Linked DNA regions of Mus musculus: region 1 is linked to region 2. A link is a loop called in an ENCODE intact Hi-C map of the cell type or tissue named here. Cell type or tissue: left cerebral cortex. All regions are shown on one strand. Links, peaks and the distances in the headings refer to the core of each region. The heading gives the core; the rest is flanking DNA.

What was found. Peaks named below come from ENCODE experiments on the same cell type or tissue, not always from the same donor. Only the 100,000 strongest peaks of a DNase experiment are listed, where the experiment ranks them.
Region 1: a loop joins it to region 2, with 4 times the contacts of the local background. A loop is called at or near these places in 4 of 42 quality-filtered maps.

The regions. Positions count from the first base shown.
Region 1 is chr8:113,577,790-113,586,132 of GRCm38, forward strand. No RefSeq gene overlaps it. Among named protein-coding and RNA genes, the nearest start is that of Gm24291, 53 kb to the left of the region's middle. In left cerebral cortex, for the core only: CTCF peaks have their summits at 5,037 (motif pointing left) and 6,203 (motif pointing right); DNase peaks (open chromatin) are centred at 1,107, 5,033 and 6,217.
Region 2 is chr8:112,968,701-112,977,043 of GRCm38, forward strand. No RefSeq gene overlaps it. Among named protein-coding and RNA genes, the nearest start is that of Gm45904, 51 kb to the left of the region's middle. In left cerebral cortex, for the core only: a CTCF peak has its summit at 3,945 (motif pointing left); a DNase peak (open chromatin) is centred at 3,932.

The sequences.
Region 1 (8,343 bases), core at 128-8,127, 610 kb after region 2:
TATGAGGTAGAATGGAAAACAATAAAGCAAAGTGTTTCCTAAAGTCGTAAAAAAAAATATACTATGTATCTGTTTGCCAGCTGTTCTGATGCTATGACTCTGATACAACCAAATATCTCCATCTGTTTCTAGAAGTAACGCTCTTCACCTGCCGGAGACACCAAGCATGGTGTTCTATGGCCACTAACACAGGCCATGGAAAGCAGACTGGCGAAAGTCCCAAAGCCAAGGAAATCCAGCCCGGTTGTCCATTTACTTAGAAAATTACTCCTTAGAAAGCAACTGAAAGGATGGAATATGGGAACCCCAGGATTCTGGTGAGGGAAGCTAGGTTGGCCCTACAGGGATGTGGTGAGGAGGATATGCCATCAAAAGCTGCTAGATCATCTAGGACCAGTTATCTCTTTTTGTTACACAGACTAATGGTGAACAGGTCTACCCAGATAGCAGTCGTGGCTCCTCCAGTGGCTACTTATCATCTTTGGTGTCATGTTAAAATTCTCTATCAGTCCGTTTTACCAAGGAGAGAAGAATGGGCATAACTCTATAGGCCTCACAGGACTGTTCTAAGGATTGAGCTTGCTCAACCCCTGACATCAGGAAGACTTTTTAACCTTCATTTAAATATATACTGAACACTTTGTTTTAAAAGAAGCTTGATTTGTTGTTGGCTCAAAGGCTCAGTAGATAAAGGGACTTGCCTTGCCTCCATACACAATGTCTTGAGTTTGATTCCAGGAACTCACGTGGTAGGAGAAAACTAACTCCCACAAGTTGTTCCCTGGCCTCCACACACACCATTGTGGAATGCATACACCTGTACGTACACACACACACACACACTAAAATAAATAAGTAATTTTAATTAATATATAATTTTTTAAAACAAATGCTTGATTTTTAACTACAGCTATCATTGCAGTTAACTTGTAGCTTGAAATGAGAAATCTCAAGCCCTTCAGCCTGGTCACAGGAAAAAAAGGCATATGTATGTATAGCATAATCTATATGTTATACAGAAATAGCCCTCCTCAGCACACACCCACGTTCTTTACAAAGTCAGCCAGACAGGGAATCTTGATTCTCCGAGAGTTGGGAGTAGCAAATCACTCTCACCTCACTGGACTGTATGTGCGGAAAATTGAGACATGCACTTGGAGCAGTGCTGACTTAGTGAATATGAGCGTGTGGGCGTTTCCCATTAGAGAGCCAGTTGTCACCACAGAGTCCTAAAGAGAACCTCCTCCACGACACTCCAGAGTCTCGATTGTTTTACTTCCTGTATTTGACTCACCATCCACCTGAAATTGATTTTTGTCGTGTTATGCTGACAGTTATAAAAACAAGACCAGAATGGATACGCAAGACAAGTTCTTTGTTGACTCTCCTTGGTCCACAGGACACATTCATGACCTTATGCTCAAACCACTGCCAATCCTTCCTTCCTTCCCTCCTTCTTTTCTCCTTCCCTTTGTCAAATTACCTTTCTCACTCTTTGAGCCCATTTCCCGTAGAAGCATAAGCATACAGGAAACAAAACACATCACTTGTCCTCCCTCCTGGTCAAGGCACAGATGTCTCACCATGGGACAGACCACAGCTCTTCTCAATCCCTGGCCTTAAGCTCTCCAGACACACTTATTGGGGTACAGGGACAGAGAAGATGAGGAAGCAGCAGGGATACTCAGAGAGCCCTCTGGGAGCTTGGCTCTGATTCTAGTTGTTTGGTCTCTGGTGCTTTTTCCTAATCCCCAAACAAGTGGACAAAAGGCATAGACCACTCTCAGTACACCCAGTGGGCATGCAGAGGGGACAAGGAAGAAAAGACCAATAGCTGAGGCCCCCAACACTTGTTTTTTTTTTCCTTTTTTTTAATTAGGTATTTTCCTCGTTTACATTTCCAATGCTATCCCAAAAGTCTCCCATACCCACCCCCCAACCCCCTACCCACCGACTCCCCCTTTTTGGCCCTGGCGTTCCCCTGTACTGGGGCATATAAAGTTTGCAAGTCCAAAGGGCCTCTCTTTCCAGTGATGGCTGACTAGGCCATCTTTTGATACATATGCAGCTAGAGACAAGAGCTCCGGGATACTGGTTAGTTCATATTGTTGTTCCACATATAGGGTTGCAGTTCCCTTTAGCTCCTTGGGTAATTTCTCTAGCTCCTCCATTGGAGGCCCTGTGCTCCATCCAATAGCTGACTGTGAGCATACACTTATGTGTTTGCTAGGCCCCAGCCTAGTCTCACAAGAGACAGCTATATCTGGGTCCTTTCAGCCAACGCTTGCTAGTGTATGCAATGCTGTCATCGTTTGGAGGCTAATTATGGGATGGATCCCTGGATATGGCAGTCTCTAGATGGTCCATCCTTTTTGTCTCAGCTCCAAACTTTGTCTCTGTAACTCCTTCCATGGGTGGTTGTTTCCAATTCTAAGAAGGGGCAAAGTGTCCACACTTTGGTCTTCATTCTTCTTCAGTTTCATGTGTTTAGCAAATTGTATCTTATATCTCAGGTTATACTAAGTTTCTGGGCTAATATCCACTTATCAGTGAGTACATATTGTGTGAGTTCCTTTGTGATTGGGTTACCTCACTCAGGATGATGCCCTCCAGGTCCATCCATTTGCCTAGGAATTTCATAAATTCATTCTTTTTAATAGCTGAGTAGTACTCCATTGTGTAAATGTACCATATTTCCTGTATCCATTCCTCTGTTGAGGGGCATCTGGGTTCTTTCCAGCTTCTGGCTATTATAAATAAGGCTGCTATGAACATAGTGGAGCATGTGTCCTTCTTACCGGTTGGGACATCTTCTGGATATATGCCCAGGAGAGGTATTGCGGGATCCTCCGGTAGTACTATGTCCAATTTTCTGAGGAACCGCCAGACTGATTTCCAGAGTGGTTGTACAAGCTTGCAATCCCACCAACAATGGAGGAGTGTTCCTCTTTCTCCACATCCTCGCCAGCAGGCCCCAACACTTGTAAGTGGCACTTGAGGGTCTACCAGAGTCCCTGGTGCCTAGCATGAGTGTCACTGATGTTCAGACCCACTTCAATAATGTAGGTTCTTGATTGTGCCTGTAAATCAAAACACTAAAATTCTCAAATCTGGGCTGCTGGAAACAGTGTTCATTAAAGCCAACTAAAGCAGTCTCTGCTGTCAAAGAGGCACATGAGACCTGGAAAAGCCTTGTTCTGCGATGTTGGAGGGAAGGAAGAAAACAGATGTTAAAAAGAAAACAGGGGGAAAAAAAACAATAAAAGCATTCTTCTATCTCCAAAGACACAGATTCTGCGCCCACCCCCCTCCCCGAAGTTCTGGGACTGTGAATTACAGCTGACTTTAAAAGTCCTTTCAACGAACAGGTTATGGTCGGAGAGCTGACACAGCCTTATCTAAAAGTGAGCAAGAACAGCCCCACCACAATGGGCAAACAAAACCACGGGCCTCTGAAGTCAGCTGCATCCTGAGACAAAGAAATATTTAGGTCCTTGCATAATAGTGAACAGTGTGCCAACATCGACCGGGGCAGCTTTTCCTCCTGAGGCAAAACAAATGACAGAGGAATTGGTGGAACTGTTGGTGGCCAGGACATTTACTAACAAGCAGGAAACTCTGGGAGCAGAGGCAAGCGTCATGAAAACGAAAACGTATGTGGAAGCAGGGACAGGGTGCGAAAAGCCAAAGGGAGGCTTCCTGGGCTCTGGCAGCACCCAATTCCAGCCTCCTGGGGTTCAGGTATTTCCCACCCTGCCTGTCATGAGACACACTTCAGAGACACCTGAAACAGGCTTTCTCCATTTGCCCAAGAGTCCTAATTGGTCTAGAAACAGAGCAATGAGAGACAGTCTCTTTCCCAAGCAATAGACTGTCATAGCACAAGATGAGGTTCACTGTGTCCCCAGGTAGCTTGGAGGTCTTGGGCATCAGAGACACACTGAAGATGAGGGAGAGCAGAACTATGCCTTTCCCTGGGGAGGAGGCAGAGGTTAAAGAGCTGGTCTCACAGGACGGGCTGGGAGGTATGATGTCGCTACTCCATCCATCACGCTAAAGACGGTCCTGTAATTGGAGCCGGCAGGTCAGCCCAGGGTCAAAATATTCTGCTCACAGTGGCCTCCCTATCATCACAGTAGACCCCTAAGGATTAGCTTAACAGTCACCCTGACTCAGGGAAGCACAGCTCAAACCATTTCCTAAATGTGCTCGTCCCAGTGGGCTAGTAATGAGATGCATTCCCCAGGTCGAGAGGGCAAGATGTTTTCGTATGAATTCGTAAAGCCTAGACGTCGCTGACAACAAGCTCTGCGCCGTTAATTCTATGTAGTAGACATACATTGAAAGAAAATACCCATGTACTTTACTTAAAAATACGACCTTGAGGAAATTCCTTGAATTCTCTGGTCATTGTATACTTTCCTGGGAAATATATTCTGTATGTATCGTGGAGTGCATGCTCATTGAATAGTTAGAAAAACTTGCCTATATAAAATACTGAGCGCAATTCCTGGTGCCCAGAAAGAACCCAGCCAACAGCAGCTGTTGCTGACAGAAGTACCCGGCTGCCCCTGACTGACTAGACTGTGAAGCCTGGCCAACTCTCCTCTCTGAGGCTATGACATACTCTAATGCTGACCATTAGAGATCCGTCACTTTGGGTTGTCAAATAACGTCCACAGAAAATTCTGGTAGGAAACATAAAATAATAATGAAAGATATAAAAGAATGAAATAGTAAAACACATGTGATACCTGACAGCCAGTTGGGCTTTTATGAAATAGGCTCTCAAAGAGGGCCACCCCCTCCTAATGGGCTCTAATAGGTAGGAAGTTGAGATTAACTGTAAAGACTATTGGGAGAGACGGGTCAGATTCCTAGTGTTTACATGGGGTTGGGCTGCCACCACGGTGGTCCTTAGGCCTCTGTATTTCTGAACTGATGGCCTTAGATACCCAAAGCAAGAGGGGGGTTGCGCGTTGCGGGGCTGGCGCTTCGAAGCAGGTACGTGGATTTTTCCTGCCATCTAGTGGTCAATCTAGAGAAGCCCAAATGTCTCTCCTTAAGTGGCTCACTCTTGAGTGTGGGACACTCATTCGCTCCCAGGCTAATCTTCAGTTCGCACCTTGCAAGAGGTCACCCCTAAAATCAGGCCTGCCACACTCGCAAAGCAGGAAGCTCCTTACGACATGGACTGTGAGTTTATGATTTACCATCCGCGTCCCAGAGGACCCTGAGGGATGTGCGCAATTAGGAAAAAACTTAAGAAAACTAGGGCCGTTACAGTGGAAGAGTTCTTATCCATCGTGTGTAACGCCCTAAATGGAACAACTACTCAGACCCTATCCACTAGGCCAAGAAATATTGTGGAAATATGGCACCAGAAAGTGAAGCAATGTCTTCCGGTCAAGCAGACACTACTATCTCGTGACCAATGAGCAGCCACCATTAACTGCACTGGACCAAGCCAAAGCCCCACACCCACTGTATGCACAGCAATCGTTGTGTTCAGATTTGTTTCTAACAAGATATGAAGTGGAGAGGATTTGGTGGAGGGGAGAGAGATGGAGTGAACATAAATGAAATATTATCTATGCATGTATAAAAAAATCCTCAAAGAATCTATTAAAAATGCATTTAAAAGGCAATAGTTGAGTTAATTAAACAGAGAAACCCCGTCATTAGATGGAGGGCAGGGCAGAAAAGGGAGAGAAATTGTCCAGTGAGTACAGAGTTGCAGATTTGCGGGGAGGATGAGACCTGGGACTGATGCCCAGCAGGGGGGAAGGTGTGGTCAGTAGTGATGGGCACGCAGGTCCTCCAGGACATATGTAGCAAGACAACTGTGGCTAGTAATATATGATGCACACCTGCAATCCTGGTGTGTAGGTGATCACAAAAGAATCAGTAAAGCAAAGACGTCCTTCCTCTCCATACGTAAGTCTCAGGCCGCTTTGAGCTGGCATGACCCTGTCAAAATTCAAATATATAGAATATTTTTTAAAAAATCACTGAAAGGATTTGTTGTGTTCTCACTACTAAGAAACTGCAAATACTGCAGGTAACGGGCATACAGATTACTGTCATCTGATAGATCCACGGCGTATGCGTATATTGAACTATGCTTTGGGGACTGGAGAGGTGGCTCGGATATTCAGAGCTCTTGCCATGCAATCGTTGCGTTGCAGATGGCATTCTCTAACCAAATTACAACTGGTTGCTGTTTTAGCTTTGTCCTGCAGGGGGCAGAAGTGTAAAAGTTTTTACACCCCCCCCCCACCACCACTCCCCCCCCCCCCCCCAGCCATCCTCAACCTATCCAATACTTCCTCCGCTTGAATCTTTGGTCAGTGTCAACTTATTGAGTTCTATATTTCCTCAGAGAGCAGATGATTCACGGGAAAGTGTCGTTTGTATAGAGTAAGATTTCCAATAACATTATATAGAACAGTGGTTCTCAACTTTCCTAAATCTGTGCCTCTTTAATACAATTCCTCATGTAGTACCGACCCCCAACCATAAAATTATTTCTGTTGCTACTTCATAACTATAACTGTGTTACTGTTATGGATCACAATATAATTACCTGTGTTTTCACGTGGTATTATGCGAGCCCTGGGAAAGGGTCATTTGAACCCCAAGGAGGGTCACAACCCACAGGTTGACAGCCACGTATATAAATGGTTTAAACGGGAAATATCCAGAGGATCTCTGATTTCCTATGGCCTAAGAGAGAAAGAGTATGTAAGTCACCAGTTCTTCTTGTAATTTGTGTATATGGGTGTGGTACCTGCATGTGTGGACACTACTTGTGTGCCCGGTGCCCATGAAGCCAGAAGCAGGTGTTGGATCCCCTGGAACTAGAACTAGAGATGGTAATGACCAACAACCAAGTGGGTGCTGAGAAGAGCTTTAAGAACTTCTAATGACTGAAGAATCTCTCCAGCCTCTCTGGTTCTTATATAAAATTATACACCGATACAATTTGGAATAACAAATGTCAGGAAAAGCCCACGAGAGATGACAGCTCCTTTATCCTTTAAACTTGACTGTATTATAAAAAAATAAAGCACAACTAATGTTGCAGATAGAATTAAGTTGGGTACCATCTATCAATAGAATATCCTGTAAGTTTGGGTTGAGCCAGACAATTGCAATTCAAATATAGAAGTAGGGACTGGAGAGATGGCTCAGTGGTTAAGAGCACTAAATGCCCTTTCAGATGACCTGAGTTTAGCTCCTGTCACTGGCATGGCAGCTCACAACTGTAACTCCAGTTGAGGAGGATCTGATGCCCTTTACTGGCTTCCATGGGCATTGGACACACTTGGCATATAGACATACATGCAGGCAAAACACTTACACATAAGGTAAAAATAGATACATAAATATGGACACAGGAGAAGTATCTGTGTGATATAACACACGAGAGACTCCGTGACTGCCAGTAGCTCTGAAGGTGAAGTGAGCTGAAGCAAACCTAAGCAGCTCTAGGAGATGGGGACAGAGAGTCTCCTCTTGAACTATGTGAAAATAACTAGGACACATAGAAACATGTCTTCCAGTACCAACAGCATGGCAAAAGTATTAGTACAGAAGGGACTACATGGAAAAGTGGAACAAAATGGAATAGATCAGAATAGAGCCATCAGAGTGTAAATGCACATGGAAATAAAATGTAGGGCAAAGACTGTATCTTAATTAAATATGCAGAGCCTACCTTTGCAATACTAATACTGGGCTAATTGAATATCCATGGGGAAAAAAGATAAAATTCGGTTCGTGTTTCATACACGATGAGTTCTGAACACATAACTACATAAAGCAAAATTGCATAAATAATGGCAGCAGTCCTCAGTAAAGGCCTCTAATTTCTTCCAGTGGAAGGCCTTGCTATGACTGAAGCTGCAGGGGAAAAGAGCTGCCATCATTTCACTTCTGCTGCTGTGACAAAACATCCCGACAAAAAGCAGTGTAAGAGTTTATTCAGTCCCCAGTTCTAGGCTATAGTCTATGATAGCAGGGAAGTCAAGTCAGGTACTTGACAGAGCACATAATATCACATACTTAGTAAAGGATGTGTGTTCCCTTGCTTGTGTGTTTGTGTGCTTGCTTGCTTGCTTGCTTGCACTCAGCTTGATTCCCTTGCTCTTACACAATACAGGATCCCCTGCCTAGGAAATGGTGCCACCCAATGTGAGCAGAGCCAGATGTGGTTGCTCACTTGCTTATATTCTGCTCAATTTCTCTACTCCTTTTTATTTATTTATTTTATGCATATGAGTACACAGTAACTATCTTCAGATGCACCAGAAGAGGGCATCAGTTCCTACTACAGATACT
Region 2 (8,343 bases), core at 53-8,052:
GAAACTACCAAAGACAGTTGTATTACCAAAGCCCACCTCTACATTGGATGATAGCTCAAAAATACTGGGATCCTGGCACACGCTGCATAGCTTGTAAGCAGCTCCACAGATTGGAGAGGGTCCGTTCCGAGTGACTCATCTAATCTAAATCTCTTCTAGGCCTCTTGGCTGGTTTCCTTTCCTTTTCTTCTAGGCCTATTTCTTCCTGGTCAGGTCTCAGATTTTTTTTTTTCCAGTTTGGCTTGTTTACACTATGATGGGGGTGGGGTGCTATTTGATTTGGTCAATTTCAGGAACTTTCTGAAACTATATTGAGTGGTTTATCTTCTGTCTCAAGGAGCTTCCCTGTAGGATGGGATGTTCTGATCTCTGAGGAAGCAGTTACACAGCTTTCTACCCCTTCCTGCTTTTACATCCTCTCTGCCTCCTCTTCCACCATGAGCCCCAAGCCTTGGAAAGATCACCTTACTTAAACAGGAGCAGAAATGGCTGAATGCCAGATGTATCCCCAAAACCTGCCTCGATCTAGGTGTCCACCTATGGGTAAGAGTTAGGCCACCATGTCAAAGCAATGGTCACTTGTTTTGGACATCTTTGGCAGTGGTCATGAGTTAGGACTGACAACAAGGAGATCTATGGGTTCATCATACCCATATAATGAAACAAGAGAAACTGCTTCCCCATCGGGACCTAGGACTTCCCCAGCCACAAGATTTTTGTCTTGCCTTACAGTACCAGATGTAAACTGCCTCTTGTGGGATTGGTCTTAAATCTAATCAGAAGGCTGTTAATTCCACTCACCATAGAGGATTAGTGGAGCAACTATCACACGAGCAGGCATACCCTTCCTGGCATGTTGGTGTTTTAGCACACACAGTCCATACTAAGCAGGAGTGTTGCTGACAGTTGCTGATCAGCGCCCTGTATACACATCTCTGGCACTGTAAAAACCAGCCAGCTGGGAGGAGCTTCTAGTGTAGTCTAAGCTTAATTTCTCCATGTCCTGCAGTCACAGTACACACAAGCAATGTCTTCAGCAATAGGGTCTTACCATCTAGTTTGGCATACAACCAAGAGCAGTGGCAATAGCCTTTATGGTTGGTAGGGACTTGGTGGCTTCTCTAGCCAACATGTCATAGAGCAGAGAGGTAGCCCAGTCCTGGCATTGATGCTTTTACTCAGTAACCTTACATTGTCTGGAAGTGTCCTTTTCCATCCATGTAGGATACGTTTGGGGTTCTTTCCCCTTTCCTTCCAATAGCCTAGCCCCAGTAGAATTGGAAGATGGGTGGATGTACCATTGAAATTGGATGTCTCTCCAATGGCTTTCAACTCTGAAATATACTCAGAGGTTAACATTATGTCTCCTATATAACAAAATATTTTCCTCATTCCAGAGGATGAGCAGGACAAGGCAACATCCTGAACTACTGTCCCATAATATTATGGTTACAAAGATGACCTTGATGAAGTATTCTGTAAGTCTGTTGTTACTTATTCTGAGCAAGTATCAGGTGACCTCAGATGTTCACAACTAAGAAGATACTAAAGCGAAATGTAACCAAGGTCTAATATCACATGGCAGCGTTCTACCCACAGAGCTATTTCAATGTCTCTATGCAATGTTTCTTTTACAAAGATCTCTCTCTCTCTCTCTCTCTCTCTCTCTCTCTCTCTCTCTCTCTCTCTCGCACACACACACACACACACACACACACACACACATACACACACATATACACACATTGTGTGTGCCTATGCACATCTGCATGTGCCAGAAGCTAGAGCAGAGCCTTAGGTTCTCCTGGAACTCTAGTTCCTGAGGGTTGTTTGACATCTCTCCAGATTCTAGAACAAATGTAGAGAAGAATTTCAATAGAATTTTATTGGTCTTTCTAAAGTGAAACTTGGGAAAGTAGGTTTTTGATAAACATTTTTGAAATAAAATAAATTCGGATGAACGCAGGAAAGTATGTAAGGGACTGTTTTCTAAGTTGAAATCATAAACATGTGTCAATTAAAATTTTGTTCTGATGGCCCATTTTGGTTTGACATTGAATGCACACCCATTTGTAACATTGCCATGTCTCCCACAGCAGTCTGTTCCAGAGACCAGTAACGAAGCTATTCTGATTTGTATGCAATCACTTCTAACCCAATTTTGTGATTAGATATTTATCAAATTTCATTTTTTTTGTTCCCTTGTGGCTTGAATATCTTTCACATCTATTTCATGCTTTTATTTTGTAAACTAGTTGTGTCAACAGTCCTAATTACCAATCTCAATGTAAGCATGTATGTGTATTGAGTTTTAAAAAGATATGAGCCTCTCCTTACTTAGCTTGTGAGGGGCTGCCTATGTTCAGCTCTTATCCCATGCTTGATCATACTTCCTGCTGCCTAGTTTTGCTGGGTCACTGCTGACATTAGGTCTGCATCCCAAACTCAGCTCCGTCTAGCTGGCTCTTAAATATTATGAATGCCTTCCTGGATGGAATGTCCATCCTTTTCTCCTTCTCCTTTCTGAGAGGATTTCAGACTCCCTTAAAGGATGTTTTGTAACTTTACTCACTGTGAAGAAAGGACACAGGCAGGTCCATCCCATCTCCTCTTCCCTCCCTAGAGGCAGCTTACCAGATGACAGATCTCCCCAATTCCTTTTTTCTTTGTTAGGGAACATTGTGCTTCTAAGAAAGAGGAGCCAATAAGTAGAAGAAGTTAGCATGGAGAAGTGGCCACACTTTTGGTCTATCAGCTAGTATGTATTTATCTCTCTCAAGCATTGCTTTGGTCTATATCACTATCTTCTACAACTTGGTCTTCCTAAAGCCCATACAGGGTTATTTATAATTAACTAATCAATACTAATTAGGAGATATTAGTGCAGACTTGACAAGAAATTTAAGGTCTTTGGAATCACACTAGGAAAGATTGAAATGAATGCATTAATTTTTCAGTTGTTTTTAGATAATTCTGCATATATACACATACAGTATCAACCACTCCAGTCCCCACCTGCCTTCGACCCCTACTAACCACAATCCTCCTCACAAATCTCTCTCTCAAGTTAGTGGCTGTTTGCTTTGGTTTTTTTTTTTCCCACTGTGATTAACCAGGGTCACTTGTATGATCATGGCTTTAGAGTCATTCCCCGGAGCATCCTGGACTCAGCAGTGGGCACACGACTGACAGTAATGGGTTCTACCTCCTAGACTCTATCAATTGCCAATAGTTCAGAGGAAAAGGGTCATTTGAGCCACCTCTCCTTTCCTTAACTAATTTTTGATAGGGTCAGTGTTGTGTCAACTCAGTGCAGGTAACTACAGTTTTTATGAGTTCGTGATTGCCAATGGTCATATCTCATAGAGAGAATAGCATTTCACAGCCCTTCACCATGCCTCCAACTCCTTTGTACTTCCCACCCCATTTTCTTCAGTGTTCCTGGAGCTCCCGCGAGGAAGTGGTTTGGACATCTTATTTGATCTGGGCCCACAGCCCTTACCTAATGATTGCATTAATTTCAGTGATGTATTTTATCTATCTAAGAAGATTTAGGATAATAGTAATTCAAACTGTAATCAATATAACGTTATTGGAAAGAACACTTACACTTTTTTGGTACTGTCCTCTGAATCCTATAAATATTTTACATGTATGACCTGTCACTTATATTACTCAAATTCCAGACACTTTGTGGGCTGTTATGTAACATAAACCTTGTTAGATAGCCCCTGCCTATCTCATTGGTATATATGCACCCACGTCTGTGAACTACATATGATTTTATTATTATTTAAATATTCTGAGTAAGGGCAGATAGTTCCAGAGTTGCTGGTAAGCCAACTTTTGTTGTTTTTGAAATGCAGGCTCTGTGTCCTCAGGCTGTCTGCGGCTTGATCACCAGCATGAGCAGGTGCCTGAAAGACAGCGCCCTCTGGCGTCTCTGCTTGGATTAGCGAGTCATTTTCAGGCTGCTGAAAATGCACTATAAGCATTTCTTCTACAAAAGAAGGGAAGGGGGTAAACCGACAGGAAGGCAGGCTGGCTGCTAACAGCTTTAGATACTGAGTTGGAGAGGTGGAGTCCTGAATAAGCAGCCTTTGATATGGGCAGGAGAGAAACCTGAGGTTCCCACAATGGAGTTTATAGCATCTTCATCCCTTAGAGTGTGGTTGAGCACTTTCCATTGGCTTCGAATGCAATCAAGAAACCTGGGCATGAGTGCTGTGAAATTTGGTACCCACTGTTTTTTTTAGAATATATTTTCTATTTTTAACTGACTGTGGAGCAATCACACCTCCATGTGCACACAAGAAGTGCAACGTAGACTCATTCTTAAGTATACAGTTTCTATTTATCCAGTAGCTCCCGTGGCGAGGCTTCTTCGATTTGAATGATATCAGGAAGTCATGGTGGTTGGTGCTGATTTCAAGATTGTCCGGTTTTCCCGAGATAGGCACAATTTCTGCAAATGCCCAGCAGTAAACTCTCAATTATGTTTCCAAAGGACTGTGTTAGGCAGCTGCCTCGGACCACTTTCAAGTCCAAAATCTCTGCCTTCTCCACCAAGCCGCAGTATCGATTTCTGCCAAAGGCTCTGGTCTGCGTGTGTTCCAGCCGCTGACACCTTTGCAATCATTGTGCATTCGGGTCATAGGCTCGGGAGGTGTTGTCTGATTGACAGCCCTTTATAAATCTTTTATTTGCTTGTTTCTGTCAGGGCACAATTCAATCTCAGAATTCTTTCTGGTGACTTTGCAAGCAGGACTAACAATATCCCCGAAAGGGAGATGTGATTTTTGCCATAACTCAAACAGATTCTCCAGTCTCTGGGCTAAGTGTCAGAGCCAAGATCTGATTATAAATTATTTTTTACAGTGTGAGGAAGAAAGAGACTCTTGGTCTTGGCTTTGGTTCTTTGCTAAATTGTACAGGCTGAGTGAAGGAGGCTTGAGTGTGAGTGGGGTTTCTCTGCCTTGCTTTAGTGACAGGTGGGTGACCAGTATCTATATCTTCCCCGATTTCTTTCTCCTCTTGAGGCAATCACAAATCACAAGGGCATTGCTATCATCAACTTGTTCATACTGGTTTTTAAGATGACCAGGTGCATCCAAGTGAGAAGATGATGCATGTTGGTTAATTCAATGCCTTTCACAAGTTATGCTAAAGTGACCTGGAGATGTCCCACATGAGCGCAAACTGTTCTTGAGTGGCAGAAAAAAACAAAACAAAAACAAAACACAAACTGGGTCTATTCAGATCTCTGTTCTCTTCTACCTGCCACCATTTGGTGCATTTTTAAAAATACTTTCTATGGCACATTTTATGTTATGGATGGATTGACTGTATGAATTACAAATGGTTTGTTATCAGCACCAAAAAGTCGCCTGTTCTGCTTTTTGGCTTGACAAGTGCTACTGGAAAGAAATGGTTGGGGTGGTTCTCATGAGTTGGTTTTCATTCTCAGTTATTGTGACATACACTGCAGTGAACACAGGGTGCCGATGCCTCTGCCACCCTGAGATAATTTCCATTAACTACAGAACCAAATGTAGAATTGTTGGGTCATAGAGTAGTTCTATTTATAATTCCTTGATGAACATACATACTGCCTTCCTTAATAGCTACAGTAACTAGTATTCCAATACATCAAATCCCACATTATATGCAATAAGTACATATAAATAATTCATCACATGCCGATTTATAAAAAACATTTAGTGGGGATCAATAATTTACTTCAATCGGCACAGCTAGTTAGAATATTAGTACTCTTTCATACCTGTGGCAACTTTATTATTTTGTATGTTCTTCCATGCAGTCTTGGGGAATTGTAAAGGCTGTCATTTGGCATTTAATCAAAACCAGTTGAGACTGGTAGCAGCACGTGGCTGTGGAATATTGACGTTCAAACATATGGGAGCATGATTCTCCATCCATCCCAATTATGCTCACAGGAAAAGATTAACACTAGAGGTTGCTCTCTCAGGACACACTCTTTAGATCAGAGCTAGCCATAGTCTATTCTGTCTATTCGGATATTCCAGTGTCTTCCTAGTTTCACCTCCTGATTTGGGGGGGGGTGTTATTCTTCTGCCTTCCACGTGGGTCATGGAAGACTATGTGTAAACAGCTAATGAAGCCAAAGGTTGAAGTATTGTTTCTTGGCCACTTTTTAGTGGCCTGGATTCTTGCATTGAGTGCTGAGTAAGCAAATCTCACACTGATTTAACATTGAAATGATTACTTTTAAACTCAGAACTAGTCTGAACTCAGCCTCCCTGTACATAATACTATATACCCTGTCGGATCTCTTATGATTGGAGTTGTACTTGTCTGTGATAAATCATATACAGTTAGTTTGAGAAGCTTTTTTAGGACATCAGGGATCATAACCAAACATTTAGGTTTTATCTTTCCAGTTGCAAGGTTATATCACATAAGTGTTATTAATGACTCACTGTGTGTGTGTGTGTGTGTGTATGTGTCACTGTATGCCAAGTAAATCTTACTTAAAGCCATTGAAAAATAAACATCTCACTTGAATTATTACTAAACCAATCCTTAGTCTTACTTCTGTTTTAGAAAGATCACCCCAACTTAGCCAGCACTAGGCTTTGACTAATTGCCAACATAGTAAATAGGACCATTTATATGTACAGCATCTGGGAGCCCAACCCATAGGATACTTTCCCACACAACAGATATGGTTTTGAATTCTGGCAAGGGCATCAGACAAGTTAGTCAGGAAGACTTCCAACTTGTAGAATTGTGGTAGGCACCTACCTTTGTTCTGGCTATGTGTATAACTTGCATGCATCAGCCCAGCCCTGGATTTAATATAAACAATCTAAATGAACTGGGATAGGATGCCGAGGTTGAGGTCATTTCCAGATCTGTAATCAGTGCACAGCAGAACCCTTTTGGACCCTCATTTATCTTTCAGTTAGTATAGTGGATCAGTCGATATTTGCAAAGAATTCTGGTCAGGGTCAAACGTCTTCAGGGATCCCTGAGGAGGGAGGAATAAATTACAGGGCCACAGTTACCCTTTCATATAATATCTAAAAGGCCATTATGTGCAAAGATTCTCTCTGAAATCTAATTCTTGCCCCAGCCAAGTCAATTTAGGAAAAGTGGACCTGTAGCAGCCAGCTCTGTAATGCTGCCCAAACAGATAAAAGCTTGTGGTTTTGTGTCTGGCCCAGACTGTGTTTGCTGCCTCTATAGAAACAGATGTTTTCCTGTGTGAAACAGCTACTTGTCCACTGACCAAGCTTGCACAAGCTGATAATGGACATGTATGTCTATAATGTTGGGAGGGGGTGGCTGTTACAATGAATCTTCAGCAAGCAGTGTCTAAGATGGTCTCTGATGATCTTTTCTGCCACGCACAAGCCACTTGTCAACACAGACTGGCGTAGTCATTTGCATCAAAATAAGAAAATATGGCAGAGACCAAAATTGGTTGTCTGCTCTGTAATTACTTGACACAGAACACTAACTTCCATATTAGTAACTGATTCTTTCCCAGCTGGCTATGGCCAAACAATTTTTGTCGTTGGAGAGGTCTCCATCACAAGGAACGGAGGACCACATTTAGCAGCTCTCTAGTAACTTGAGGCTCTCAGCTCAGCATCTGAAAGGGAATGAGATGCAAACAGTGACATCATGAATGAGCTCAAAAGTCTTTGTCTAGGTTAGACATCATGGGAGAATCACAGTATCAGAGGAAAAGTTGATTATAGCCATGTGGGAAGCCCTGGGTGGGGAGAGGGTCCAATTTAGCTGAACCCAGATTCCTAACTCATAAAAACCATAACCGCACAAATGAGTGTTTCTTTAGTCATCAAATGAGTCATTAGTTGTTTGGATGCAGTCTCCAGTTACAGCATGAGCACAAAGGACATGTATTCTGACTGTGTCCTCCACTCAGGTCTTATTTTTTTCTTCGACTTGGAAAATAAACACATTCCCTGAGAAGGTTGTGTTTTGGGGTAAATAGTACAAAATTGTTTCCTAGGTAAGGGTGGAAAAAAAGCATTATGGAATAACCCAGGTCAAGAGCTAAGGTTGGCCCCACCTGATGAAACCATTTAATGTGGCCTGCAACTGTGCATTTAAATTATACCTTTCAAACCAGATGGGATCAAACAAAGATAGGGTTTTGCCCCATGTGAGTTGAGGTATAGAATCTATAGGGAGAAGATAGACTGTGAGTTAAATGGGCAAGGTTAATTCACCATGGTAGTGAGCCACATGGAAAGACTGATACAAACAAGAGCTTTCAGTTCAACTGCAATGTAAGTTGGACCCTTCTGGGACATTGCACCCATTACTTGA